2 separate regions of the Homo sapiens genome follow, and region 1 is linked to region 2. A link is a loop called in an ENCODE intact Hi-C map of the cell type or tissue named here. Cell type or tissue: IMR-90. All regions are shown on one strand. Links, peaks and the distances in the headings refer to the core of each region. The heading gives the core; the rest is flanking DNA.

Region 1 (15,306 bases), core at 2,468-10,467, 220 kb before region 2:
GGTTTTGATTTCTACCTGATCCAGGAGTTTAGAATCTGTGAAACCACACTCTCAAAGATAACATTTCTGCAGAACCACAAAGAGACTACTGAATAAGGATTGTGTTAAAGAGATTACCTCTCTAAGGGCCTTATGACAGTCTCTTAAGCATTCTTTTTCATACTATCATGAAAGCTACCCCAACCAGTAGGAACCTAACAATAAAGTGAATATAGGCCTGATTGTATGGTAGCCTGTCCAAGCAAAAGAGAGGTAAAACCGTTGTAATAAATGTACTATAATATGGACTTGGACATACCACTGGGCAAGTTACCCCTCAAATCAAATATCTAAAGTAAATAACTCCTATAATACAGGTTATGAAATCACCCAATCAGCCTATAAGGCAGATACTTGTCCAGTGCCCTGATATTCAAAAATTTTGCCAGTGAATAACTCATCTTAAACATCTTAAGCATCAACTCCCAAGTAAACTTTACTTGGTCCCCACCACACTCTAACATGTCAGATGTTGCTCTCTTCTCTGGTCTCAGAGTATCCTGTACAAAGCTATTTTCCTGAATTTCTCTTTCACTGAAAACGCAAAGATATTACAGCATGCCTCCCAGCTGTTTTACATTTTGTTATAATACGTGAAAAAAAAAATGAAGGTTAAAGGGAAGTATACTATTATAAAGTAGAACCAAATAATGACACATTGAAGAGGAAAGTGGAATATAAGTTATTTCACAAAGATATTACACATTATTCTGTGTCAATCTGTTAAAAATATTCATCAGGTTCAAGATAATTTTAGTTATTAATCAATGAGACTATTCTGAAGAAATCAATGGCTTTAAACATCTATCCATGGAAGATTAAAAACTGAGCTGAAATTCATTTAAAAGAAAGTTTTTAAAAACGCCTACTCCCAATGCTGAAAAATATTATTCACTTAAGAAATACTTCATTTTTATAACTTTTTATACCTAATGCCAACAACTAGTTTAACATTTTATATAAAAGATGTTAGTAGAGTGCTTCAAAATTAAGCCAGAGAACAATGTGAACATTGTACTAATAATCCACAGATTAGTGGTTCTCAAACTTTAGTGTGAATCAGAATCATATAAAGGACTTATTAAAAACACAGGTTGCTGGGCCCTCAGTTTCAGTAGGTCTGGGGTGGGGCCTAAGAATTTATATATTGAACACATCACCAGGTGATGCTGATATTGCTGGTTAGGGGCTGCACTTTGAGAAGTCTCTGCCATAGGGTTACTGCTCTACACAAAGCTTTTGTGATCCATTCAGTGATATTTAAATTACCACAATACAGAAGAAGCTAAATAACACAGCGTGGAGTTAGTATTCAACAAATTGGGAAAAATCTGGAAAATGCCATGGTCAGACTCCTACTATACTTCACTACCTGGTCACATAAGCAGACAGCTGCTATGAGCTGTGGTCTTGGCCTGGGGAAATGAATGTTTCAGGAGGAGCCCACATGCTTGACTGTTGGCAGCATTAACAAATTTTGGAGAAGTTTCTCTCTAGTAGCCTGTTAAGAACAAGTAGCCTATTGGAACCACTGACCACTTCTGATTTATTTAACATTTTTCACGTTGCTTATCAAAAGACAAATACTATGTTGCATTAACTAAACTGCTTATAATTTACAATGGTATCAAGTAGTAGCAACAGCATTAACACTGGCTGAGATCCAGGTCAAAAGTACTTAATAGCGGTTAAGAAACAAAAAGTATTAACAGTTGTTTTCATATATGAAAGTACAAATCACAAAAATTAAATACTAATATACCTGAAATAAGCAAAAACCAAAACAAAACAAAAGCAGGATCATGTAGGAATTCAGTATAGAATCATTTATACTATACAACTTTCATACAACCAAAGGGATAATTAAGATGCATATGCATTCAAGCTTTGAAAATGCCAAACAGCTATCCATGAAAATATCAAAATTAGCTCAGTCGAGAGAGTGGGATAGTATATTGTACTTCAAACTCAGTACATATTAGCAATATAAGGAGGTTACCTGACTGCTAGTTTCACTTATGGCTTCTAGGAGTTTTTCAACTGCTGCTTGTAGTCGAGAGCTAATGTTCAGCATAAGTTCTTCATTTTCAGGGTCTATTTCAGTTCCAGCAAAACCACTCCTCACAAGTCGTTGTGACAGCTCTGTTCCTTCCTCAGTTACTTTTGACCACATGTTAATGTCATTTCTTGGCATATCACTTCCAGAATAAGAGGGAATGGATTCATCTGTAACTAGAATAACAGTGTTTTAAAGGCATAAATTAATTATAATAATCATAATTTTTTAAAGTTATAAAACAACATCAAACTAAACTGGAAATCATGGAAATTGTAAGGTCTTTTAAAACAATATTGCAACCAAACAAATAAAATATGCAAATATAGGATATAATATTATTCAATAACCAAGCAAAAGAATGAGAAATGTTATGCTAATAGGAATTTGCAGAAATTGATCATGTGGGTAATTCAGTATTTTTTTCTTTGATAAAAACTTCTAAGATACCTTTCAACAGAAATTTACTACATGTCCACTATGTGGAGTTTGCTAAGTAATAGGGACATATAGGTGACAAGATCTGGCTCCAACCCTTGACGACTTTACAATGTAATGAGGAAACACATAAACAATCACAAGAAAAGAAAGGCATTGTGGAGTAGGCCATTTCAAATTGTACAGAGGGATAGAAATAAGTGCTTGGATTTTTCGGGAGCAGACTGACTTTTGAGCCTACATTGGGAGTACAGGATAGAAATAAGTGCTTGAATTTATCTGGTGATGACTAACTTTTGATCCAACACTGGGCAATATCATCTGCTTTGGCTACACAGTAAAAGGAACTGAGATCATTTTGTTGCTTGCTACTGTTTTAAGAGGAATACTGGGATAAGATTAGACTGATGAGCAGGTCTAATTTAACTTTGGACATTGTTATCCACATTACCCACACTATTCTTATTTCTTATGTTAAAAAAAAATGAGTTTGCATGGGTAGAAGATAAGCTTTCCAAGTATTTTCTCTAAGCTATAATAAAAGCATAGGCTATTCACCACTGCCATTAAATACTCCTTTGTGGCAGATGTTACAACTCAACAGTGAAGTTTCCTGAAGAGGCATTACCTATTCTTTTATTACATGTAGTACATATTTGTTATCAGTAACTGTACAAAGTTAACCAATTAAAGCAGAGGAAATCTTCATGTACCAAGTGCTTGGAATAAGCATTCAGTTTGACACATTCACTCAAAATAAGAGCTACTTATTAGAACTTGTCTTGCTAAAGTAGCTGGTGCCACATTTTCTTAATCTATGTAGTAATGACATCAGATACAGCTTCAGACGCAAGACCTGAATTCAGCACAATTCAATATTCACTAAGCATGTCCTCTTTGTAAGTCACTGGCTGTAGAGCCCAAAATTGCATTTTAAGGCATGATTTTAAATGTTTCCCATTATATACAGGTTTATCTAATTCTTAAGGTAACAGTAAATACAACTTTCACTTTGTATCCTTATTCTCCAAAGTAAAAAACACATCAGCTACACTGGTACTTATTTATATTACTCCATGTGCTCAAAATTGAATGCCTTGAAAACATTTAGAAGTGCAAGATAATCTTGGAATTTACAGCATCTTTATGTGAGAAATTAAATGCATTCTAGTAACATTTTCTTTCTCATGGGTACAGAAATGTGACGCAAAGGGAACAGTGTGATACGATGGGAACTCTAGGCTTTTTAGGGCAAAGGGACATGGAGAAATAGTGGTGAGGTAGGTGAGAGAGCTAAAAGAAGGTAGCTGGAAAGTAAGCTGGATTCAAGTTGTAAATGGTCTTAAATTTTATAGGAACCTTAGGGGTTTTGCTATAAACAAATGGAAAGAGTAAATCATATTTTGAATAAGAAGATAATATCAAATATGTGCATCAGGAAGCAAATTGTAGCAATGCAGAGGTAAGTTAAAGGAGAAAAAATTGAGAAAGCACAGGTTGGAGAAGACAATGTAGAAGAAGACAAGGAAAGAAGATATGCGTAAGATGACTCTGGGCTTCCAGCTTAGATGATTCTTAGGTGACAGAGAAATCATTAAGAAAAATACTAAAAAATCAGGAAAAAGTATACAGAGTAGGGATGAAAAATGATTAGTCTGAAGTGTTAATGGGATTTGTGAAGATGAGTCAACTGTTGGAATTTTGGGTCTGCAATGACTTAGGAGTCATTTGTAGAAAGGTGAGAGTTGAAACCTTGGAAGTAGATACATTTGTCCTAGGAGTAATACTCAGTGAGAGAAGGAAGACAAAGTTGAAGTCTCTGTATATCATAATCTAACAAAAGAACCTGTGTTAAAAAATATCAGAGAGAGGCAGGAGAGAGATGTTCCAACAGACAAAAAGAGACGGCTTCAAGACACTTTAGTAATGTTATTTGTCTAGAAAGACAAACAAGACAACGACTGGGAAGATGCTATGGAGACTCCTGTGTTTACCAGCCTTGATTTCTATTCCTGCAGTACCAAAGCTGCTCTCTCAGAGGACAACACTGACCTCCCAGTTGTCAAATCAGCTGGGCACGGTGGCTCATGCCTGTAATCCCAGCACTTTGGGAGGCCGAGGCAGGTGGATCACGAGGTCAGGAGTTCAAGACCAGCCTGGCTAATATGGTGAAACTCCATCTCTACTAAAAAATACAAAAATACAAAAAAAAAAATTACAAAAATACAAAAATTAGCTGGCCATGGTGGCACGTGCCTGTAGTTCCAGCTACTTGGGAGGCTGAGGCAGGAGGATCACTGGAATCCAGGAGGTGGAGGTTGCAGTGAGCCAAGATTGCACTACTGCACTCCCGCCTGGGCGATAGAGCAAAACTCCGTCTCAAAAAAAAAAAAAAAAAAAGTTTGCTGAAATTTACCTTGAGCAGGGAACAAAGGTGAGAAAATTCAACACTTCTTAAATTTTTAAGGCAGTATGAAGACAGTCTAATGTTTTGGGCTATAGAGAAGGAATCAACATGAGGAAAAGATTGAAGGTATGGTGTATTAGATGGGAGCAAATCTCAAGCACAAAATAAAGAGGGTGCGTGAAAGTGACTTATAAAAGGCCTCTGGCTTTTTTAAGCCAAATGGCTAATTTTTAAAAATAGACATTAAAGTACCTAGAAAAGGCAAAGACGTCACCTAGCTTAAGGTATTTTCTTAATAACATTTTGAAAGTATAAACAATCTGAAATAATCTGAATATGTTCCAAGAAAAAACCAAATTTAAAAAAATCCTATAAAATAGAAATATGAGAAAGACATCAAGCTTAAACTTTATTTATTTATTTATTTTATTATTATTATTTTTTTTGAGATGGAGTCTCACTCTGTCGCCCAGGCTGGAGTGCAGTAGCTGGATCTCCGCTCACTGAAAGCTCCGCCTCCGGGGTTCACGTCATTCTCTTGCCTTAGCCTCCCAAGTAGCTGGGACTACAGGCGCCCACCACCACGCCTGGCTAATTTTTTGTATTTTTAGTAGAGATGGGGTTTCACCATGTTAGCCAGGACGGTCTCGATCTCCTGACCGTGTGATCCACCCACCTCAGCCTCCCAAAGTGCTGCGATTACAGGTGTGAGCCACTGTGCCTGGCCCTAAACTTTATTTTTAATAACCAGTCTTGGAGGGAAAAATTCAGAGGATAATATAGATTAGCAGGGGAACTTCACAAGATGCCAATAATAATCTTAGAACATCCAGTTTGGTAAATAGAATCATTTCAAATTGGTGAACCTCTTGGATTTATGTCTTAAAACATAGTAAATGATGGTTATTCAAGTCCTTTAGTTATTAACTTTATGGATTATATCATGTTCATTCCCTGACAGGTAACGATAAACTCCTCAGGTTTAAGTGGGATAGGCAATGTGATAAAGCCTTCTCTGCCCCAAAGGCTCTCTGAATCTCTAATGGCTCCAATGGAAACCACTAGGCTTTAGTCTGACCCTGGATCTGACAGTTGAGAAAACTGTACTGAAGCCCTGGGAGACTTAAGAGGTTTGCCCAATATCACAATGAACTAGAAAAAAAGAAAACAAGGCCTTCTGATTAGTGCAGTGGTGTGATCTCGGCTCACTGCAACCTCCACCTCCTGGGTTCAAGCATTCTCTTGCTTCAGCCTCACGAATAGCTGGGATTACAGGTATGTGCCGCCACACCTGGCTAATTTTCATATTTTTAGTAGAGACGGGGTTTCACCATGTTGGCCAGGCTGGTCTTGAACTCCTGACTTCAGGTGATCTGCCCGCCTTGGCCTCCCAAAGTGTTGGGATTACAGGCATGAGCCATGACTCTCAGCCCCTAGCATTCCTTCTATAAGACAGCATTTCTCCAAAAGGAGGCAGCAGCAGACAAGATTCCATCCCTGGCCTCCTATGGGAGAGGTGAGCATAAAACCACTGAATCATCACAGTGAAGACCTAAAGGAAATTTTTTTTTCAACACAACCTGGGGAATTCATTTTTATGAACTGATCTAATATTCATTCAGGTTTAAGTGATTTTATGTTAGCTCAAAATTTCCCTTCAATTTCATAAACTAGGTTACTCTTATGAGGAAGCAAATATTAGCAACTTTATTCTTTACTTTTTGAGTGTTAACAAGTCCATACATGTTTAAAATCGAAACAAGTTCAGACCTGAAGGCTGAAAACACATCAGAAGTGTTACAACAAAAAGTCATATATGAAAACTGAAAAGCAAAAGTTGCTTCGCAATTAGACTGGTTTAATTTTTTTGTTATACTAAAAAACATAAAACTGTCAAAAGTTTTTCATTTTTAAAAATAATGCTCCCATTATATTTATGAAGGAATGTCAGAAAAAATTCTTACATATGGAACACAGTGTTAATATTTTAAAGCCAGTATTTTCTTTCAGGTTTATATAAAAATTAAAAATTTTAAATTATAAATTCTATTAACTCAATATATCCTTAAAGATGCAAGATGGATCCATTAACTGTCCCCCAGTAATATTAGTGGTTGCTCCAATTTTATTAGTAAGATGATCACACTGCTGCTAAACATAAAAACAGTAAGATGGAGTTAACTAAATGGAAAGTAAATGTAACCAATGATACTAATCCTAGCAAAATTATCTCTGCTACAATATTCTATACACTATATTTCTTAACTGTGGATTTAGCTTTTTCTCTTATCTCAATATTATTCTTTCAGAATCGGTCAACAGTTAAATAACTAAAATTTTAAAGGTTTTAGTTGATTCAAATATACGTAGTGGTTTTAGGCAAAATATTAAATATTATGACTCTATTTTGCTTTGAATCAGAATAGCAATGACTTCTTCATTAGACTATGAATTGCTGTAAAGCTGAGAGCATAGAGAAATAGCTCAGTAAATGTCTGCAGAATTAAACTCATAAAATTGCTTATAATTGAAAACTATGGTCAGTCGCAGTGGCTCACGCCTGTAATTCTAGCACTTTGGGAGGCCGAGGTTGGTGGATCACTTGAGGTCAGGAGTTCGAAACCAGCCTGGCTAACATAGTGAAACCCTGTCTCTACTAAAAATACAAAAATATTAGCCAGGCATGGTGGCAGGCACCTGTAATCCCAGCTACTTGGGAGGCTGCAGCAGGAGAATGGCTTGAACCCAGGAGGTGGAGGTTGCAGTAAGCAGAGATTGCGCCACTGCTCTCCAGCCTAGGTGACAGAGCGAGACTCAAAAGGAAAAAAAAAAGGAAAGAAAACCATTACTGTATCTTAAAATAGGATATACATATTTCATGTGTGTTGGAAGATTTAGATACACTTATGCAAGAAAATAGGCTAGTGGATCAGAAGTCTTTTTAGGTCTGCTTTCTCATGGAAAATGAACATAAATATAATCCTCTGTGCTTGAGTTAAATTATCCATTTATTCCCTTTTATGGAGACAGTGCTCTGGAAGTAAGTTCACTGTCTTTCAAGGTATGTTGTCTGCTGAATACTTTGGCAGCCATGTTGAGAAGTATCTAAGAGAACTGCTAACAACAACAACAAAAGCACAAAATACATCTGTAATGCACAGAACATTCTCAGAGTCTCTTCTGAATATGGCAGTCAACCTGGTCTAGGTCTTACCAGCAGAACAGCAAAATCCCTCCCTAAATGGTTAAGTGAAACAAGCTTGTGAAATAATTGTTTTTTAAAAAGCATAATTTGATAAACACTTTTATCAGACCAAGAAAATGTTACCTAATTCTTCTCTATAAAGATCCATATGCAGAAATAAAATAGCCGTGACTGAGAGCTTAACCAAGAGTGAAGTTAATTTGAAAAATCCTTCCACCAAGTTTGAAAAGAGTGAATTTGAAAGCAAGGTTTAAAATTCAGTATTATTTCAGCTCTTAATTTACTAAAAACAATTTTTAAAACTATCTTTGAACTCAGCTAAGGTGTTTAAAAATCAGTTTTATTTGCAATTCCAAATCAAGCTTTTCTCTGTACCTAGAAACACACTACTGGCCAACTTATAATTAGGCAAACCTTCCATAAATGGGATAATTTCTTTTCATTTCTCCACATGAAATTTAACAAACAGAATTCTCTCAAAAATTACAAAAACTGGCATTTTAGGTCTGCCTCTATGGGAGAAGTGCTTGAGTGTGGAATGGTAGTGAACTGTGGGCTTGATCTTGTGAGCCAGGAGTCCACATCCTATGTTTCTCCATCTCACAAAACTTTTCCCCTCTTTTGATTTCCTCATTTCCCTCTCCTACAAGGAAAAAGAAATTGAAAAAACAAGAGACAATGGAGTTCAGCAATGTGATGGGAAGAAATAGAAAGAAGAGGCCGGGCATGGTGGCTCACGCCTGTAATCCTAGCACTTTGGGAGGCCAAACCAGGGAGATCACCTGAGGTCAGGAATTCAAGACCAGCCTGGCTAACAGGGTAAAATCCTGTCTCTACTAAAAATACAAAAATTAGCTGGGCATGGTGGCATGCACCTGTAGTCCCAGCTAGTTGAGAGGCTGAGGCAGGAGAATTGCTTGAACCCGGGAGACAGAGGTTGCAGTGAGCCCAGACTGCGCCACTGCACTCCAGCCTGGGCGACAGAGCAAGACTCTGTCTCAAAAAAAAAAAAAAAAAAAAAGAAACGGAAAGAAGAGCTGAATCCACACAGCTGAAGGAAGACAGAGTTACGAAGACAGCTCTGGCATATCAGGACCTAATCTCTGGATCCATACACATTGTGTAATATTTCAACTCACTTTTTCAAAAGGAAGAAAGAATCTAGCAAAGGACAGTCCAAAGGTAACACCAAATCTTGGGTTTCTTATCAAGACTTTCTTCTAACCATTTCAACAGGTACATGAAGCTGGTGCTGGGTTCCTAAAAAGTCTTTATTTCTAATCTTTCCTTAATCTATAGGATGGTTTCAGGATGTCATCCATACCTCACAGATACTGGTAAGAGTACTAAGTGCTGATATATAAATTTTCTTTTATCGGTGGAGAAATGTAACAGCATTCTGGTTTATGTAGGCACTGTGGCAACCCTGGGTAAATATAATGACAACTCTATGATACCCACTTGCAAATGCTATACAATAATGGTGTTTGAAAAGAGTTGCTCTAATGTATTTCTGTTTGAAGGTCCATTTGCTGGAAAATACTTATTTTCTCTTCTATATTTTCAACACATGGCAAAATGCCTTGAACTCAGCAGATTTGTTGAAATGATTGTTTCCACAACACAGAAAACTAGTACCTCTTGTATGTTCCTCATGGACACATGACTTTACAGATGCCTCTGCTTCTGACCTCCAAATTAGGCTGGCAGATGACTGGCTTTTACTAGATCTATCTAGAATCCCAAGGACATGGCGACCAATTGTTTCTTCAACAGCTGCTGTTGTCTTTACAACTTCTAAGAGGATCTTCAAAAGTCTATTATTAGCTTTCTGGAGTGCATACCTGTATAGATAAAGAAGCACTGATTAAAATGTTTAATATTTTTGAAGCAAACACTTTGCTTATGTCCACTAAAAAGTACACTGCAAAATATTTGATTTGAAAAATAACAGATGATCCTTTTTATTAAAATACCCAATAGCATCTACAATAAAGTGCTTCTTGTTTTTTATTTGTAACTATATTATAAAATGATTTGTTTTTGTCTGAAAAATTTTGGCCAATTAGCTTAATCATACCATTTTTTAAAATGTACGGTATTTAATTGACTTGAAAAAAATAACTAAAGTCTTAAGCCAGTAACTAGGTTAAGAGAAAATCTTGGGAGACAAAATTTAAGTTTTAAAAAGTATGGTAGTGCCAAAGCATATGCAAGTTATTGAGCTTGCTGCCCATGGTTATACATATGTATTTTGCACATTTAAATCTTTCTATATGTTAAACATAAAAACATATTTTGAAACATAATTTTAAAATCACACCAGAAAAAATTATGTGGTAGTATTTGTACAAGTTAATGGTAATGAGCTGAATGTTTAAATTACAAAAAGTAATAGTTAGGCAGCGATGTGTTTTTAAAAAGGTCTGTAATGAAATTTCACTATCTGTCAACACCACAGAGAGTATCATAGGCCGTTTTTATTACATCTGCTCCAGGGACAGAAATTTCTCAAGTTACACTCACCACACTCATTTAAGTCGGCAGAAGAAACCTGTTTTCAACTAGAATGAATTTGGTGTGTCTCTCTTTTTAAAAAGTAATCCTTATTTTAAAAAATTTGGAAAATACTGCTAACCACTCACCAAAAAACCTCAGCAATCACTATTACAATTTTAATGCCTGTATTTCTAGACTTTTCCTCCTGCCTCTCTTATAAATATATACGTATTTTAAAAACAAAAATGAGATCATCCCGAACAAAGTGTTTTTGTACACTCTCTTTTTTGCTTAACATGAACATTCTACCATGCAAAGAAAGCTACTTCCATAAATGGTGATTCAGAAGACTGCCTGATTAATTTTCTTAAAAACTAAACAACTCTCTTGTCCTAGCAACTCAGTTCAACAAAGGCACACTTTATACATGCAGACAAAATAAAAGATTTTCATGGTAAAGGTCTTCTGCCTTAAGACAGTTTTATCTTTTAGCTTCACACTGTAGGAGCTTGCCAAAAATCAGGCTAAAGGATACCTGTTTCACAGGCACATGACATATCTATTTTAAGACAAGATAATAAATGGAGAAGTTTTCCGTTAGTATTTGTCAAGTGAAAGAGACGGTTCTATTTTTGCACCTAGATCAAGTTCTCTGCTTATATAATCAAGAATACTAAAAATAAAACTAAACTAATTTAGTAGGAAGCCAAGGGTTTTATTTCCTTAACTTGTTCTGAGGTTTTGTTTAAGCCCCAAACCCCAGAACTAGAATAATGTGAAAATATTTCTACTTAAGAGAAATGATTAAAATTAATATGGTGGTTAAAAAAAAATACTCATTTTATTGGCACTTACTATAAAAATTCCTAGAAATTAAATACTGCATAGTTTTCAAAATTTACCAATTAGAGATAAATAATATAAAATAAACAAAGTGTTTATTTTATATTGCCGTGGTAACTCTAATTTTCATACACTGTCTTTCTTGTTTGAGTTCCATACTGACTGCGTTCCATACTGATGATCCAATGGGGAAGCCAAAATCTTAGGGGCCAAATTCCTCCATGCAAGCTGAGGAAGGAGGTTAGGAGGACACAAGAGGGTTGACAGTCACAGAAATTGGAAAAGGAGGAAATTAAGAAGTAAATATTAGTTTTAATTTAAAATTAAAGAAATTATTTTCATTTGAACAAAACAAAGTTTAAAATATTGTGCTTAAAGTCTTTAATACTAATGTAGGATAACTATTCTCACTTAATATTTCACATTTTTATATTAACCTCTACAAAATCAAAGTAAGGAAAAGTTTTGCTAACATCAGGTGATTAACAGTTAAGTATGTGATTAATATCCAATCAAAATTTATATAGAAAAGATTTTTTTAAAATGTTATCTATTTAATGATGAAAAACTGAAAATCCTTTACATACTACACATACATGGACATGTTTCATACACAGATGGTATGATGATTTTTAAGACAAAGTATCAATGTACAAGATAAAAATAAGGACAAAGTCTATTACATTGAAACAACCATTTTAATTTACTTTGCACTGAAAAAGTACACATTTTGTATACCTTTCATTAGACAAAATCTCAGGAGGCACATCTTCAGGTTTTCTGTCTAATTCCTTTTCTTTAAATGTTTGTTCTTCAACTTCTCCTTGGTTTTCATTTCCATTCTGTTTAAGTTTGTGTAAAGGAAGAGAGGAGAAGACAGAAAGAAAACCTGTCAACTTGGAAACAGCATGTCATTCTTCTATATTGGTATGAGATAAAATAGAAACCTCTGTGCACAAAATTGATACTGGTTGGTATAATATTTAACTACACTCGAGATTAGTGTTATCAAAAGAGGATAAAACATTCTCGTACACAAATAAAAAATTTTAATGGGTTCAAATTATCCATGCTGTAGTGCAACAATAAAGTTTGTTAGGTTCTCTTTGGTGAAACAATACTTGCTGTTAACAGAATGTCAGATTCAAATTACCTTAAATGAAATGTAAGGCATTTTGACTCCACCTACCTTACACACATGCAGTCACAAATATGTTAAGCTCAGTACCTATAAAAGAATACATCTCATACCAACAACAAAGACAAACAAATCCTACTGAATTGGTGATCCATTGCTCCTAGGTGGGGCAAAGTCCATACTACCTGTGTTTGCGTACTGCTGTTGCGCAGCTCACAACACAGCTTCTCTCTTCCAGCTAAAGACAGCTGCTTTAGTGCTTCCAGCTCCTCTAAAAGCACCCTCTCTCTCTCTGAAACCAGGTTTTCATTATCTATGGAGGATCTCTAAATAAGAAAAAAGGTCATGAAAGAATACTGTTTGTGATAGAGAAAAAGGGTAGAAATATTAAGCAGATTTCTTTTAACCCCCGGGACCAACAGGCCCTGGTTCTACTTATGATTCATATTCCATCGTAAGGGGTTAAAAGTATATACAAAGATCAATGCAAAATTTAAAATATTTTTTAAAAGCCAATTAAGTCTATATATTCAGGAATTTGTGCAGTTCAATTAATTTTTGTCAATTTTGCATTGAAAATTAAGAAGTTTGAATTCACAAAATGCAATGAAGAAAAGCAAAGTTAATTTTTCCAAATAATGTTTTATGCTCAGCTCCCAATTATCTTATTATTTTATGTTTGAAAGAATACTGTTAATAGTTATCTCTAGATATTTATTATCTCTCTTAGCTTCAGTTTTCAAAATTAAATTCAATAAGTTTTCATAAGAACTTCTACATAAATATTTCTTGCTTTTCTGCAATGGTTTTGTGAGTATATTTTATACAGCAGTTGACAAGAATCCAGCTCCCAAATACCAAGAAGTATTTAAATTTAGTCAAGAAAGGGATAAGAATGTTAAATAAATTTGCATTTCTCAAATCAAGAAGAGATGTTTCCCTGGAAAGAGTTTCAGAAGCATACTACTTCCGATTTCCATTCATGATTAAAAAGATGGATTAAAGACAGATAAAGGTAAACCTTCGAGATGCTAATTGGTGGACTCACAAAACTATAAATGAAGATAGTAAAACTGAATGATAGTAACTGCATAATGGAGCACCTCAGCACAATGTTATTTCCAAAATGTCAAAGTGAGTTTGCTATATATGGCTAATGGAATGATTTAAAAGAAAAAAACAAAACCGTGTAGCCACTTTTCCAGTGCTTGAAAAAGGAGTTAAATAAAATGACAGAAAGACAATGCCCACTCCAAGGTTGAGATAGGTGTCCCTAACAAGATCTAAAGCTGCTGTCTTAGTATAGAGTGTGTTCCTGATGCTAAATATATGTAGTTTATTCAGATTTCGGCAAAAAAAAAAAAAAATTATGGCTACATAAAAAATACTGTTGTTTTAATTGGGGATCTGGTTCAAGTTGGTGTTTGGAAAAAAAAATAACTGGGGAGAGAAAGGGGACTACAAGACCCTTACCTGGGCTAATTGTCTATTAAGTCTCTTAATCTCTTCTTGTAGCTGTTCCTGGTCTTCTCGCTGTCTCTCCATTTGCCGCATATGTGCTTGCCTTAACAATTCCGTTGCCTGTTGATGTTCTTGGTATTGTCGTACAAGTTCCTGTCTCATATCTTCCAACTGTTCTTCATTCAACATTAGTTGTCTAGAAGCATCCATGCTTGACACTGAAATCTCATCATGAATCTTTAATAGTAAAAAAAAAAAAAAAAACAATTCAACCATAACACATTTTGTAAAAATCTGTCAGCATTAATATTGTAAACAAATACGAAAGCAATTCTATTCCTTATCCCATAAAGCATGTGATATTTTATTATTAAACAAAAACATAATTTTTAAAATGGTGTTTTTCTTAATTACAACTCTAAAACAACATAAAGCTACTTTATCATTATTTTCCAAAAGCAAAACAGCTATTTATCAATTAGTTTAGACTTAATCTAATTCTAATAGAAAAAAAAGAACTAAGATACTTAAGATTCCTTCTACTCTTAACGAAGCTATAATGCCATTATTCCTCTTGACATTTTATGAAGGGAAAATAATATCCATGGAATATTTATATTTTAAAATTAAATGTATGAAACATGAGAAACTACCCATTTAATTTACACAGTGGTTATCACAGTACTACAGAGAACTACTGATAAAAAATAATTTTCAATACATTTTATTTGAAGATAAAAGCTTTACATTCCAGAGTCTCACACTCATAAGAAGTCAACTCCTTAATATGTTCTACGAGTACATCATTTCCTGGAGGAATGTTACTTATACAAATAATTTTGCTTTGAACAGTTGCTGGTAAATTAAAGAGGTCTTGAAGAACACCTAACAAGTTTTGCATTCCATAAAGAGTTGGCAATTTTATTTTATTTATTTTTGAGAGGGAGTCTTGGTGTCACCCAGGCTGGAGTGCAGTGGCACCACCTTGGCTCACTGCAACCTTCATCTCCCCAGTTCAAGTGATTCCTCTGCCTCAGCCTCCCAAGTAGCTGGGATTACAGGCATGTACTGCCATGCCCAGCTAATTTTTGTATTTTTAGTAGAGAGGGGGTTTTACCATGTTGGCTAAGCTGGTCTCGAACTCCTGACCTCAAGTGATCCACCTGCCTCGGCCTCCCAAAGTGCTGGGATTACAGGCATGAGCCACCACACTCGGCCTG
Region 2 (15,306 bases), core at 2,800-10,799:
CCTTTGCCCTACTTATTCTGATAAACTCTGATTTAAAACACCAATCAAAAAACTCCACCAAAACAAACAAAAAAACCCCCAATACTGCTTGAATGATTCTGCATTGCCTGGAATTCAAGATCCTCCGTGATCTGGCCCCTACCTGCCCTTCCAATCTTATTTTCTACTCTTCTTAAAGTAACTAAGGCAAGCAGCACTGTGAATACAGAAAGTCCAGTCCTGGGTTTGTCTTGTAGCTCTACCATTTCTTACTAAGCAGACAAGGGCATGTCTTTAGGCCCCTCTGTGTTGCAGTTTCCTCATCTGAAAAACGGGGATACTAATAGCTGCTCTGCCTACCTCTTGGGGTTGTTGTGAGGTTAAATTAAATAGTGTATGTGAAAACTCTACGAATTTTAAATTTGTGTTGCTGTAATATATTGCCATAGGATTTGTATAGTGTTTTTCTTTTTTACTTTTTTTCAAAGTATTCACACAAAACAATGACAAGTATTATCAAGCATTAATCTAGCACTTCTGGACTGGTAAAAGGGATTAAGGCAATACCTTTCTTTAGAACTCAGAATTGTATTTTATTTTTATATTTTATGCTTTTACTTTGTTTCAGGATGGGTGAAATAAGATGTTGAAAGTCTTTTGGCTGGACAATTTCTCCTCATTGCCATCGTAAACAAAACAGAATGACTGTAAAATTTGGGAATAAGGAAGAGCATTTGTTTTTCATCATCTCGTCTTGAGGGCACCTGTCTACTTCAGTAGACAGATAATTTCATACCTATGTGTGAATTCATTAAAGTGGTACTCTTCTCCATCGGTATTGGTTGTTCATGTACCAAAATATGCAAAAATGCTTTGTAATAGAAATAAAAGAATTATTTTCAGGACACAAATCAGAGAAGGAAAAGCTCCCAAGAGGTAAGGAATTCAACCAATTCGAAACTCAAATTTCTTGGGAGAGGTATTCTCATTCTGTGAGAATTTGTTTAAGAGCTGAGAGCCTAAAGTCTGTGATGCAAGATTAGGGACCCGACTGCTTGTGTTAAAGGAGGCAGATTTCTCCAGTTGCTTATGGATTGGACTCATCCTTGCTGGGCAGCAGGCCAGCTTGTGAATGTTTTCATCAGCAGGTGGTTCTTCTGAATTCCTCATTATCTTGTATATATAATGGGGGGGGAAAAGCCAGTTCCAGCAGAACTTGAAACATGAATATAAAAGGCATTTTAAAATGTATTTTAAAAACTTCCTTAGAGAGGAAATATAGGGTTCCTTCTTTTGTAGCCTGAAGAGGAAGGTGAGTTCAACAGAAGGTCAAAATGAGGAGAAGTAGCCATTCCAGTCTTGCTTGGACAAAACCTTTATTATCTAACATTTCTATAGCTCTTTGTATTTTCCAAAGACCTTTACAAATGTATTTTTTCCCCCATGTAACAAGCTTTTGATCAAAGCAGGTTAGTATTCATCTTTACATTTTCTAGATGAGAGAAAAGAGTTCCAGAGAAGTGAAGTCACTTTTGCAGGTCCCAAGATGTATAAAAAGTAAAATGAGATTTTGAGCCTTTGACACGGAATTCTTGGTGTAATTACTGTGCAACATGTTATATCCTGTCTTGACTAAATTTTTACAAATGGGTTAAAAGAGTTCTTAATCTCAGAAGCCAACTCTGGAATTCTAAATAGAGGATACTCAGTGGGGAGGCTTGAGGTTTTATTAGAACAGATTTCTTTGGGCCAGCAGGCATAGAGGGCTGTGGTAAAGAGCTGATGTAGTTCAGAAACTTCAGAGAAGAAAGTCCCAGACTTCAGAGGAGGTGTTCTTTCAGTTACTTGTGGATTATGGTTGTATCTCTTTATAGAAGAAATCTGAGAGTGATGCTTGTAGGACTAGTAGCCAAGGAAGTGGTTCAGCTCAGCTGTTGATATTTGTGTCCAGTGCTCAGTTAGCTCTTCATGTGTTTGAATTCTTTTTTTCCTAGAGGAGAGAACCTGGCCAGTCTCCAATTTCTGAGACTCTAATTTAGGTTATATATTTCTCTGCAATGTGAATCTATTTCAAACTTGATGTAAGATTGCTCACTAGTGCATTGCCAAATACCCGATAGGCACCTCAGTAAATATTTATTAATGTTAATGATGAGAATAACCTTTTTAAATATTTGTGTTTGAAATATGTACTCTACCAATACTGCAATAGGGAAAGCTTTCAGGATAATTACATTTTGTATTTATATCCAGTGATTTATTCCTAAGATCTCAAATTTTGTTAGAGATATGATTATAGTATATATATTTTTTCAGACTTAAGGTTATTGGCAATTGTTAGTCCTGTTTAATAGATGAGGAGTGTAAAAAGAGACGGGGAGTGATTTGCAAAAAGTCTCACTGTGGATTGAAGTAAGATATGAAAGTTTAGATCTATGGTTCCAAATTTCACTAAAACGAGTCTAGCTCTGGGAACTAAACCAATGGTCAAGAAGTTGCAATGGGACATTGAATAACTCACGTATGTGGAACTATCCTCCTGATTAAAATTAATTTTGAAAAATGAATTTTTCTTTGACTCTATCTGTGAGGTGTGGCAGCTAGAGACTGTTTTTTCCCTATTAAATATAACCCATGATTGTTTAGTCCTGATGATTCAAATGGTAATATTATCTATTTATATTACTACTATTATTTTTTTCAAATCAGCCTAATAAATATAGAAATTGATCTTTTTTGTTTGTTTGTTTTAGAGAGGGGATCTCGCTGTGTTGCCCAGGCTAATGTCAAACCCCTGGCCTCAAGCGAACCTCCCACCTCAGCCTCCCAAAATGCTGGGATTATAGGCATGAGCCACCAAATCCAGTCAATATTTTACTTTTGAATATACAGATTCATAATTTTTAAAAGCACAGCAGTGGAAGTTACAATGATTAGTACTTTTCTTAATCAAAGTGGAAAATTGCTTTACTCATTATCTTAGAAATAAATTCAGTAGATATTTTAGAAATGAAGTGTCCCTACTTACTTTTATAACTTTTTGCATAAATAAAATGAGTAACTAGTCTATGTATTTAAAAATAATCAAAATAAATGCAATTTTTAGCTTTTTTTCTTATTAAAATTGTCATGTAAAACATCTCCTAGTATTATTTTTATCATTTGTTGTCATCAGCATTTCTCAAAAGGTGATCTGTAATTCACCTGCATCAGAGTCACCTGAGATATTTATTAAAATGTAGAGGTTAGTTTCCCACCCCAGCTCTACTGAACAAGACTCTTAGCACCAGACTCTAGACATCTGTATTTTAAATAAGCTTTTTAGGTTACAAGTACAACCTGCGAGTAATTCAGAATTGCTTCAGTGTGAGAGGCTGGGGAAGTAGAGACAGAGGCAAGGGAGATAAGCAAGGGAAAGCATGATATGCTGAGGTGTTCGGATCTTATCCTGGAGGTAGTAAGGATTTAAGATAGGCAGTAACATAAATTAACTGCATTCACTTTGAGTCGCATTTACTTTTTATCTAACAATTTTTTAGAGACAGGGTCTCGCTACATTGCCCAGGCTAGAGTGCAGTGGCTATTCACAAACTCAACAATTGTGCACTATAGGCTTGAATTCCTGGGCTCAAGTGATCCTCCCACCTCAGCCTCCCAAGTAGTTGGAATTACAGGTGAATATCACTGACCTTGGCTTTTGAGTTACTTTTATAAATTACTTATTTAGAGAAGAGTTAATCCCACTATCAAGAAAGATAGGTTAAACTAACTGCACATAAGATTGCATTCTTATTTAAGATTACTTTGAAGGGTATCAGATGTGTATAATTTATTATTCACTATCCTGGCCTTAGCAGTTCCAATTTGTTTTGCGTGTAAATGATAACTCATATAAACCACCATTATTTCCTATTATGATCCATATAAAAATTGAAGTATGGAAAAAGAAACTCAAGAACAAATTGGTAATATTATTAATATACATGCACAAATACAAAGCCGTGAGTAACTATAAATGCCGTAATTGTGTTAATGAAATGGAAAACATTCCTGATGCAGGTTGTCAGGGGCAGGTTGGAGCTTTACTCTGTGGAGACGGAGTTTCACTCTTGTTGCCCAGGCTGGAGTGCAATGGCTCGATCTCAACTCACCACAACCTCCGCCTTCCAGGTTCAAGCGATTCTCCTGCCTCAGCCTCCCAAGTAGCTGGGACTACAGGCATGTGCCACCATGCCCAGCTAATTTTGTATTTTTAGTAGAGATGGAGTTACTCCATGTTGGTCCGACTGGTCTCGAACTCCCGACCTCAGGTGATCTGCCCGCCTCGGCATCCCAAATCCAATGAATCATTCTGCTACCTTCTAAAGCATTGAAATTTTGGCTGCATCCAGCCTTCAGACACGATGGGGAGAAGTTACACAAGCTCTTAACCACCTGGAGGTGACACACATCACCCCCTCCTCCACACTGCTGGTGACAGCCAGTCACACGAGCCCACCAAATTGCAAGGCATCTGGGAGCTGTGATACATTTTAAAGAAAGAACAGAGCCAGTCTCTGTCACAGTAGACTATTCTTCAGGATTGCTCATATCAAAGATATGTGCTAGGGAGTAGGAACTGCTCAAAAAAATAAGCTAACATACTATAGATATTTCCCAATTTATGTATGTTCTTACAGTCAGGCAGTCACTGAGGATAGCTGCCTTTGCTAAGAGGCTCAGAGCAGTCTTTATAAAACTTTTTGGACTGTACTCCCAAAAGAAATATATTTTACACAGTGACTCAATACCATACATATACACAAATACAAAAATTTCATACCTGTTGTTGAGGAAACAATAATTATTCTTACTATATGTGGTGTACCTTGGTATTGATATGAACAGGAGAAAGGGAAATACTGGGTAGAAGAGGGCAGTTCTCTGGCAAAGGCCCCACCCTCAAGCCTGGAAACCCATGGCCCTAAATGTGAACAGGCATTTTTGTTTTCGTGCCCAAAAGTTGCCTTTTGGCCTGCCATGCCTGCCTAACCTGTACCCATATAAATCCCAAACCCCAGGATCCATGAGCAGACAAGCATATGAGGAGACAAACAGAAGAGCAGAAGAATCACAGAATGGTATGGCAGAGAAGAAGAGAAGAGAAGGAGCGTTTTGAACGTCGAGAGATTGGCTGGGGACAGGCAGAGAGGAGATTGGCCCCAGGATGGCCAAACTCCAGGGGAAGATCATCTTTTCACTCCATCATCCCTTTCAGCTCCCCATCTATCCCACTGACAGCCACTTCCCCTGCTCAGTAAAACCCCTGCATTCACCATCCTTAAGTCGGTGTGCGACCTGATTCTTCCTGGACGCCGGACAAGGACCTGGGTACCAAGAGGGCACCGACCTTTTTAACAAACCATCTGCGGATGGCAAGGCTAAAAGAGCACACTGTAGCACACACCCACATGGGCTTCAGGAGTCGCAGGCTCCCACTCCTGGATGATGTTGTGGGGCCAGAGCCCAGGAGCGGGAGCCTGTGCTCCTGCACCTGCCGTCTGCACACTCCCCCTCCTGTAAGGGGTTTGAGCGCTGAACAGATGAGCCACACCCTTGTTGCCTGTCCTGTGAGGGAACTCTCCCATTTCAGTATTTTCTCCACTGTTTCCTAGATTGTTATATATGATAGTATTACCTGTCTCAACACTGATACCATCTGTAGTTTTGGGAGGCTCCATTTCATCTTGAGCAGAGCCTCTGCTTCTGAGGTGAGATGCTCACAGGAGTTTGAATCTGGATTTCCTGACGTGTAGATGATTCTCATTGCAGTCCTTTAAGTACCCAAAACCGTGCCATTATCACCTAACCACCTCTGTATTCTTTCCTTCTCTCCTACAGCTAGAGTTGTCAGATTTTGCAAATAAAAATATAAGATATCCAGTTAAATTTGCATTTCAGGCAAAAATGTATAATTTTTTGGTATAACTATGTCTGATGCAATTATTTGGGACATACTTATACTAAGAAAATTATTTGTTAAAATTCAACTTTAACTGGATGTCCCAAATTTTATTTGGCTAATTCTACCTACAGTGAATTAGGCAATGCAGAGGAGAGTTTTTTTTGTTTTGTTTTTTGTTGTTTTTTTTGCTGCTATTTATTTCTCTTGGCTGCTGATAAAAAGGAAATCAGACTAGCTTTAGATATGAGCTTCAGGGACAGAGGGGAGAGGCTGTGAGCTGGGGCCTATTTTGTAGTCAGGTGGGGAGAGGAGAGAAATTGTACTCAAGTCACTGGGAGATAGCAGAGAAATAGGTAGCTGGGAGTGGGGTGGTACTGGCCTGAGAAAGAGAAGGAAGGCAGAGAAGTGGGTATACACAAGGAGTGTCCCTGTAGTCTTACAGTGGCAGGAGGTTCTGGCACACCAATGCCTATTATCTTTGTATCCATGCCTCTGGAAATCTCAGTCCTCTTCCTCAACTTCTCTTATTTTCACCTGAGCTCTGTTGGAGGCTGTGACAAACCATTACTGGGAATGTGGAGTATTGGTAAGGATAGGGAATCTCTTATGTAATAAGAAGATAGAAATTGTTAGTAGTAAATATTAGTAAATAGTAGAAATCGTAAATGACTTTCTCATAGGAAAGTGGTCTTAAGTGGTGTTATATTCTGTAGAAATTATTCTGCAAGAAATCCCTTGGGAGCTTACTAAAATGCAGTTTTCTGGGCTTCATGTAAAGGTTTGGATTTTGTAGGTCTAGGATGAAGCCCTGAATCCCACATTTATTTTGTACAGGCTTCCAGAACCACAGTTTGAAAAATACTGCAACAAAGTATAGCATGGTATAGTATAGTACATTTTAATCTAGTGTAGTTTAGTATTGTGTAAGATTACATCATATTAGAAAATTACAATACTATATACATACTATAAATTTAATTAGCCTTTATAAGTTTGCTGGAAAGGGTCTTTTATCTTTATTTATTTTTAAATGAATGCTTTCAATGTTTCAAGCTACATATTTACCAAAGGACTTTTAGAGTCTCTACTCAAATTAGAGATACGGCTAATACAAGTGCCATCTAGTGGCCAATAGGGTTTTTGCTTAAAAAGTCATTAAAATGCCTGGCTGAGCACGGTGGCTCACCTCTGTAATCCCAGCACTTTGGGAGGCCGAGGCAGGCGGATCACCTGAGGTTAGGAGTTCAAGACCAACCTGGCCAACATGATGAACCCCCGTCTCTACTAAAAATACAAAAACTTAGCTGGGTGTGGTGACGGGCGTCTTTAATCCCAGCTACTCGGTAGGCTGAGGCAGGAGAATTGCTTGAACCCGGGAGGCAGAGGTTGCAGTGAGCCAAGATCCTGCCATTGCACTCTAGCTGGGCAATAAGAGCAAAACTCCGTCTAAAAAAAAAAATCATTAAAATGCTAGAGAATTTGATCTTTTCCATCTTACCAGCTTGAGGCAGTAGCTCTAGGACATGAATGTTATACTTTATTAAATTCTGAAAATAATGATACTAGTTATGTTGAAGTTACTGAAGCACAGGTAGTTCTGATTTTTCCATCTTTGGAGGAGGTAGTAGAGATAGGGGGGCTTGGACTACAAAGTTGCTTTGCTATACAGAAAGTATTCCTTGCTATCACTTATCAAGGGGTTGCAGAGTATTTGCCATTCATTCATTCATTCATTCTTCAGCAATTTATTCAAAATAGAGTCAATATTTATTTATTGCCAACTAGGTTTAAGACACTGTACTTAAGATTAATCAGACTAGATGTTCTGTCCTTTCAAGGGCTTATTGTTTAATTGGGAACATAGGCATCCATGCCTTTAATGTAACTGGTTTTGTGAGATTTATAAAGGTGACTCAGTCATGGTCCTAATCTTAAGGAAGTTATAGCCTATTAGAAGAAATAGGAAACTCCCAGAACTGCTCTAGGTACAGTCCTGGGGAGATAAGATGTGTGCCCACAAAACTATAAGTAATGGAAGATGGTGGCTGAATCGGATGGCTCCATCTGTAAGTGCTATAAGAAGGCAGAAGCTGCCTCTCTCAGCTCAACACACTGCCTTCCCCATGTAGCTCTGTATATTCTGGAATCAACAGACGATGTTTTGTGTAGAAGGCACAACAATTTAGCTACTTTTCATATGGTTATCAAATGCAACATAGCAGTGTAATGAAAAACAAGCAGGCCCTGTCATTGTAGTTGACATTCAAATCAACTAATTTGTCTTAAAACTTTCATATTTTTAGCTAGCTTATGCAGCTAATAAATTTAAATAAAAAATTCTAGTGGCTGTTACTCGGTTAATTTTGACGATAAAAAAATGGCACCAGAAGTCAAATAACAAAGAAAAGCTTGTATCTGAATTTAGCTACAGCAAATTAATAATCTCCCAAGTCCCTTGCCCTTATAGCAGCTTTAAATTTTGTAAAGTTTCCCAACTCTGCGTGCCATTTTCCTCCTTCAGGTTCATGAATGATACCTTTCATTGACAATATCAAACTGATATTTTTACTGTAAATCCTTTCAAACATTCAGAGACAGATTTCATTTTAATGATTTGAATTTGAGGGTTTATTCCCCCAGTGCTTTGGTGGATTGTTTTTCTAAATACTTAGATGTAATAGGGAACTTAAAACATGATTTATAAAGCAAGTAAGATATATGACATTAGTATTACCTACTAAAGTCTGCAAGGGGAAAATTGATCTCACTTTTTTTTCCTTCACAAAATTCCCTGAATCACTATTCAATTAAAATCTCTAACCCAACACCCCAGATTGTATGTATTAATAATATAGATCTATACGATGTAATGCTATCTTTAAAAATAGACATAAGAAAACACTTTGAGTGATTTATGGTATAATACATTTTGGAGATAAGATATATATATATATATACACATACACATACACACACACACACACACACACACACACACACACACAATGCCTAGGGATGTCATTTTGACTAACAAGGGCCAGGCACGTGGCTCCTGCCTGTAATCCCAGCCCTTTGGAAGGCCGAGATGGGTGGATAGCTTGAGGCCAGGAGTTTGAGACCAGCCTGGCCAACATGGTGAAACCCCATCTCCACAAAAAATACAAAAATTAGCTGGGTGCAATGGTGTGTGCCTGTAGTTCTAGGTATTTGGGAGGCTGAGTTGGGAGAATTGCTTGAGCCCAGGAGGTCGAGACTACTGTGAGCCAAGATCACGCCACTGCTCTCCAGCCCAGGTGACAGAGACCCTGTCTCAAAAAACAAAAATAAAAAACTTTGGCTAACACGAAGGCCCCTGTAGTCCCAGCTACTTGGGAGGCTGAGGTGGGAGTATTGCTTGAGCCCTGGAGGTCAAGGCTGTGGTGAGCCGTGATCATACCACTGCACTCCAGCCTGGGTGACAGAGACCTTGTCTGAAAAAACCAAAAAGCAAAAAACAAAAAACTTTGACTAACATGAAGGGAACATTTGGTTACTTTTGTACTCTTGTAGGGAGGTGAGTAATAATGGTTAATGTGAGTGGGACTTAAGCAAATCCTGGCTCTAATGTAATTTTTGTGGGTCTTATGGTTTTGTAAAAAGAGAGAAAGCATCTTTGAGCTACAAGCCATTATTTCTGAGATATCACTGAGAGTGGACAACAGCAACTCTCTTTTTCTGGGCAAAGGAAACGGCTCACAGATGTTCCTGCTGGACACAGCGTTGTTCACAGCTTAATCTTAAAAGTAAGATTATTTTTGTAATTTTACTGACCAAATACAAATGTGGATTTAAGTGCTTGTTTTTAACGATTACAGAGAGAACAACCTGACATAAACTAGCAAGCCAACAGGTGAAGTTTCGACACACCTCCTTTAATAAAGGTATTTTATTTATTCATTCATTCAACAAATATTGCTTAAGCACCCAGTAGGTATAAAGTAGTTTCAAGTGCTAGAGTTTCAACAGTGGACAAAATAGGCTATAATTCTGGCCCATAGGCCAAAACTTATGTTCTAGTAGATGGATATAGGCAAAAAACAAAATAAATGAGTAAAGCATACAGTATGCAGATGGTGATAAGTGCTGTGGCAAAAAATAAAGCAGGAAAAGGGTAGAGGGAGTTCCAGGGTGAATGAAGGGATTCAAATTTAAATAAAAGGGTCAGAGGAGACCTCATTGAGAAGGTGATATTTAAAGAGAAAGGAAGCAAAGGAGTGAGCCATAAAAATATATACAGGGGAAGAGCGTTCTAGGCAGAGGAAATGGCAGGTGCAAAGGCCCAGAGGTAGGAGAGAACTTAATGTATTAACTGAACAACAAAGGGGTCAATAAGGAAGGAGCAATAAAAGAGGGGTAAGTATAGAAGATGAGATCAGAGATGTAATAGTGTCAGGTCATGCAGGTCATCGTAAAGACTTTGGCATTTACTATGAGAGGGAAGGAGCCACTGGAAGGTTGTAAGCATCTGACTGATGTTTTAAAATAATCTCTTTGGCTCTTTAATTGAAATAGGAACCAAGGTTATCAGCTAAGAGTGAGGATAAAGGAGAAGGTGCTAGAAGATTGAGGAGAGATTATGAGGCAGTTGCCTAGGAGAGTGGGACAATTACTTGAATAGGAAATATACTGTGATTACAAAGTAGCATAGTGGGCCCACTGGGGTTTAGTGGTCATGAATTTAAAGTGAGATCAATCAGCCACATAGAGCAGACAGAGTAGAATTTAATGAGGGTTGAAGTTTTGCCAAGTGACTAAGAGAAGAGAGAGTGGAGTAGGGAATTGAGTGTCATGCAGGACAATGCTTTAGTGATTGACTGTGGAATTTAGGCTGGGCAAGGGAAGAAGTGAGTATATGGGCGACAAGAAAAATGTTGATTATAATTGAATCCTTTTATATAATGTTATTCTTTCTAGACTTTTCCACCTAAATATCTGAGGCTTTAAAACACTAGCAGAAGATATCCAGAATGGCTGATTTAAAAATTCAGTTACTTGGTTTGTAGATTTCATTAAGAAAAAATTATACCCATCAAAATCCATCTTTTAACATTATTTGCTATATCTTAGCTAAAAAAACCCCACCACAACTGAAAATCAAAGAAATAAACAAAACCTCCCAAACTAAATAGGACCAAGATTAAGGAAAAAAAATCTCACATATTCAGCTGGAGATATTCAAGGAACAAATGAAAATCACATTAACAGTTTCCTGTTGTACCAGACACTGGCTGTGTAGTAGGGAAACACTTATGAATAGTAGCAGAATAATGGTTATAGTGTATTTGCCATTGGAACATTTATCTCATTTAAAAAATCATGATGTTTCTCTGTTGCCTTTAAAGAAAGACTATTAGACTCTAAGCAGGTAAAACTTGAAAGAAGTGTAAAATAAATTATTTAATGCTTTTTCTCAAATACAGGATAAAATGCCAACATTTGGAGTTTCATAAAATACACATGGTAGTTAGGCTGCTAGAGTAAAAATTGCATCAGAATGTGTAAAGATTCCTAAAATTAAGTTCTAATGAGGACTTGAAAACAGCTGTTTCCTTATTGTTTTCCATAAGCCTTTCTAGGTATAGATACTATAAAAATATTGACAATTCAAGTTCTGCAGTTGGTTAAACATCAAGGATTATTAGCTATGCAATTATTTTTAAGAAAGGAATTAAAAGTGACTTACAAACTTTTATTAGGGCAAGCCCACAACAAATATAGATTTTATTGTTCAGTAGTTTCCAAAGTTCAAACAGTTTTTCAAAAGTTTTGTGAGGAAAATGATGGATAGGTGGCAGGACTAACTTACACCTCCCACTTGGATGGACAGAGCAGTGTGTGGAGACTCACACTGTGAACTTTTGCTCCAAGAACTAGTGCAGGAATACACCAGGAAAGTCGAGAGAATCCACAGACCCTTTGAAGGAAGTGCAGGCTCTGGGAGACATCCAAAAAACTGTGAGTGCCCAAAGTGTGAAGGTGTGAAAGGGGGATCGTCTGCCCCTGAACACACATCCTCACTGGGGAACCTGAAGGTCCAGATCATGGGAGAAGGATTTGACCTTACCTGGAGCTGAGATAAACATAGAGAGCTGAGTGAAATACAGGGGTAGACGAAGCAGTGGGAAGAGCATGTGGGCACTCTTTGTTCCCAGGGAAGCCATTTCTGACTTTGTCTCACAGGGGTCCTTGGGAAGGGATACCAGTGGAATTGGGGAAAGACTACAGGGAGAAGGAAACCTCCAGCTGAACTTTGTAACAATTTCAACCAAACATGAAGTTTCCTGGACAGAATCTGGGTGAGAGGGTGAACTGGGAGCGCAGAAACAGCACAGAAGTTGTGGCAGGCAGGAAGGCATGAAACCTGAAAGCCCTACTTGCTTTCCCAGCGGGAAGGCCTGGAGCCTGGGACAAATCCTCAGCCCTGCTTACCCACTGCCTGGAAATAAACCTGGTGCTGTTGGGGGGGTTGGCACGGTGAAAGTAAGACCGGCCTTTTGGGCTGTGTGGGAGCTGGGTGAGAGCTAGGTGGGGGCTGTAACTGCTGGCTTTCCTCCACTTCCCTGGCAACCTGCATGATGCAGCAGAGGCAGCCATAATCACCCTGGGAATATAACTCCATTGGCCTGAAAATGACACCCCCATTCCCCACAGCAGCCTCAGCAAGCACTGCCTGAGGAGAGTCTGAGCTCAGACATGCCTTACCCTGCCCCAAACTTATGGTCTTTCTCTACCCACCCTGGTAGCTGAAGACAAAGGACATAATCTCTTGGGAGCTGTATGGCCACACCAACTACCTGAGAAACTTTTCCAGGTGACACTAGGGTAAGCCTGTATCCTCTCTATAGTACCACAGCTGATGCTGTTTTGAAAGTGCCACCTCTTGGCTGGAGGCCAACAAACCCAAAACTAGCACAGTAAACAAAACTGCAACCAAGGACCCTCACAGAGTCTACTTTACTCACCTGCTATCTCTACCAGAGCAGGTGCTGGTATCCAGGGCTGAGAAAACTGAAGATGGATCACATCACAGGACTCTTTGCAGACACTCCCCAGTAGCAGCCTGGAGCCTGGTAGCTCTGCTGGGCAGCTAGATCCAGAAGAGAAGTAACAACCTCTACAGTTTGGCTCTCATGAAGCCTCATCCCTGAGCACCCACATCCAGGTAATACCCTATGGGACAAAAGAATCTGAACAATAGCCCTTGAACACTGGATCTCTGATGTAGTCTACCCAAATGAGAAGGAACCAGAAAAACAATTTTGGTAATATGGCAAAACAAGGTTCTTTAACACCCCCAAAAGATCACACTAGCTCATTAGCAATGGATCCAAATCAAGAAGAAATCTCTGAATTGCCAGAAAAAGAATTCAGAAGGTCAATTATTAAGCTACTCAAGGAGGCCTCGGAGAAAAGTAAATACCAACTCAAAGAAATTTTAAAAATGTTATAGGACATGGATGGAAAAATTTCCAGAGAAATAGATAGCATAAATAAAAAGCAATCACAACTTCTGGAAATGAAGGACACACTTACAAAAATGCAAAATACACAGAAAATCCTCAGCAACAGAATAGAACAAGTAGAAGAAATAACTTCAGAGCTCAAAAACACGGCCTTTGAATTAACCCAATCCATCAAAGACGAAGAAAAAAGTTAAAAAATAAACAAAGCCTCCAGGAAGTTTGGGATTATGTTAAATAACAAAAATCTAAGAATAATTGGTGATCCTGGGGAAGAAGAGAAATCTAAAAGTTTGGAAAACATATTTGAGGGAATAACTGAGGAAAACTTCCCCTGCCTTGCTAAAGATCTAGACATTCAAATACAAGAAGCTGAAAGAACACCTGGGAAATTCATCACAAAAAGATAATCACCTAGGCACATAATCATCAGGTTATCTGAAGTCAAGACTAAGGAAAGAATCTGAAGAGCGTGAGGCAAAAGCATCAGTAACCTATAAAGGAAAACTTACCAGATTAACAGCAGATTTCTCAGCAGAAAACCTACAAGCTAGAAGGGATTGGGGTCCTATCTTTAGCCTCCTAAACAAAACAATTATCAGCCAAGAATTTTGTATCCAGTGAAACTAAGCTTCATAAATGAAGGAAAGATACAGTCTTTTCTAGACAAGCAAATGCTGAGAGAATTTGCCACTACCAAGCCAGCACTACAGGAACTGCTAAAAGCGGCTCTAAATCTTGAAACAAATCCTCAAAATACACCAAAATAGAACCTCCTTAAAACATAAATCTTACAGGACCTGTAAAACATTCACACACACACACACACACCCCAAGGTACTCAGGCAACAAATAGCATGATGAATAGAATAGTACCTCACATCTCAATACTAATGTTGAATGTAAATGACCTAAATGCTCCATTTAGAAGATACAGAATGGCTGAATGGATAAGAATTCACCAACCAAGTATTTGCTGTCTTTAAGAGACTCACCTAACACATAAGGACTTCCATAAACCTAAGGTAAAGGGGTGGAAAAAGATATTCCATGCAAACAGACACGCAAAAGTGAGCAGGAGTAGTTATTCTTATATCAGAGAAAACAAACTTTAAAGCAACAGCAGTTAAAAAAGACAAAGTGGAACATTATATAATGATAAAAGGGCTTGTTCAACAGGAAAATATCACAATCCTAAATATGTATGCACCTAACCTGCAGCTCCCAAATATATAAAACAATTACTACTAGGCCTAAGGAATGAGATAGAAAACAGCACAATAATAGTGGGGGACTTCAATACTTCACTGACAGCACTGGACAGGTCATAAAGACAGAAAGTCAACAAAGAAACAATGGACTTAAACTCTACAACAGATGGACTTAACAGATATTTACAGAACGTTTTAGCCAGCAACTGCAAAATATATATTCTATTCATCAGCACATGAAACATTTTCCGAGATAGACCATATGATAGGCCACAAAACAAGTCTCAATAAATTTAAGAAAATAGAAATTATATCAAGTACTCTCTCAGATCACAGTGGAAGAAGATTGGAAATCAACTCTAAAAGGAACCCTAAAACCGTGCAAATACATGAACATTAAATAATCTGCTCCTGAGTGATTGTTGGCTTAGCAATGACATCAGGATGGAAATTAAAATTTTTTTGAGTTGAACAATAATAGTGACACAACCTATCAAAACCTCTGGGATACAGCAAAGGCAGTGCTAAGAAGAAAGTTCATACCCTTAAATGCCTACATGAAAAAGTCTGAAACAGCACAAATAGACAATCTAAGGTCACACCTCATGAAACTAGAGAAAGAAGAACAAACCAAACTTAAACCCAACAGAAGAAAAGAATAACAAAGATCAGA

What was found. A loop is a pair of places that touch in the nucleus more often than their neighbours do. Peaks named below come from ENCODE experiments on the same cell type or tissue, not always from the same donor. Only the 100,000 strongest peaks of a DNase experiment are listed, where the experiment ranks them.
Region 1: it touches region 2 in a loop (6-fold over the local background); 5 of 110 quality-filtered maps call a loop at or near these places.

What each region holds. Positions count from the first base shown.
Region 1 is chr7:92,039,691-92,054,996 of GRCh38, reverse strand. AKAP9 (A-kinase anchoring protein 9) reads right to left here. Exons shown (of 50, transcript NM_005751.5): 18 at 14,099-14,323; 19 at 12,811-12,951; 20 at 12,226-12,329; 21 at 9,784-9,989; 22 at 2,039-2,271. Among named protein-coding and RNA genes, the nearest start is that of CYP51A1, 87 kb to the left of the region's middle. RefSeq lists a silencer at 12,668-12,962 and an enhancer at 12,668-12,962. In IMR-90, for the core only: a CTCF peak has its summit at 6,416; a DNase peak (open chromatin) is centred at 6,436; H3K4me3 peaks cover 168 bases; H3K27ac peaks cover 147 bases.
Region 2 is chr7:91,821,952-91,837,257 of GRCh38, reverse strand. No RefSeq gene overlaps it. Among named protein-coding and RNA genes, the nearest start is that of MTERF1, 51 kb to the left of the region's middle. In IMR-90, for the core only: a CTCF peak has its summit at 7,040 (motif pointing left); no DNase peak of the experiment used is centred there.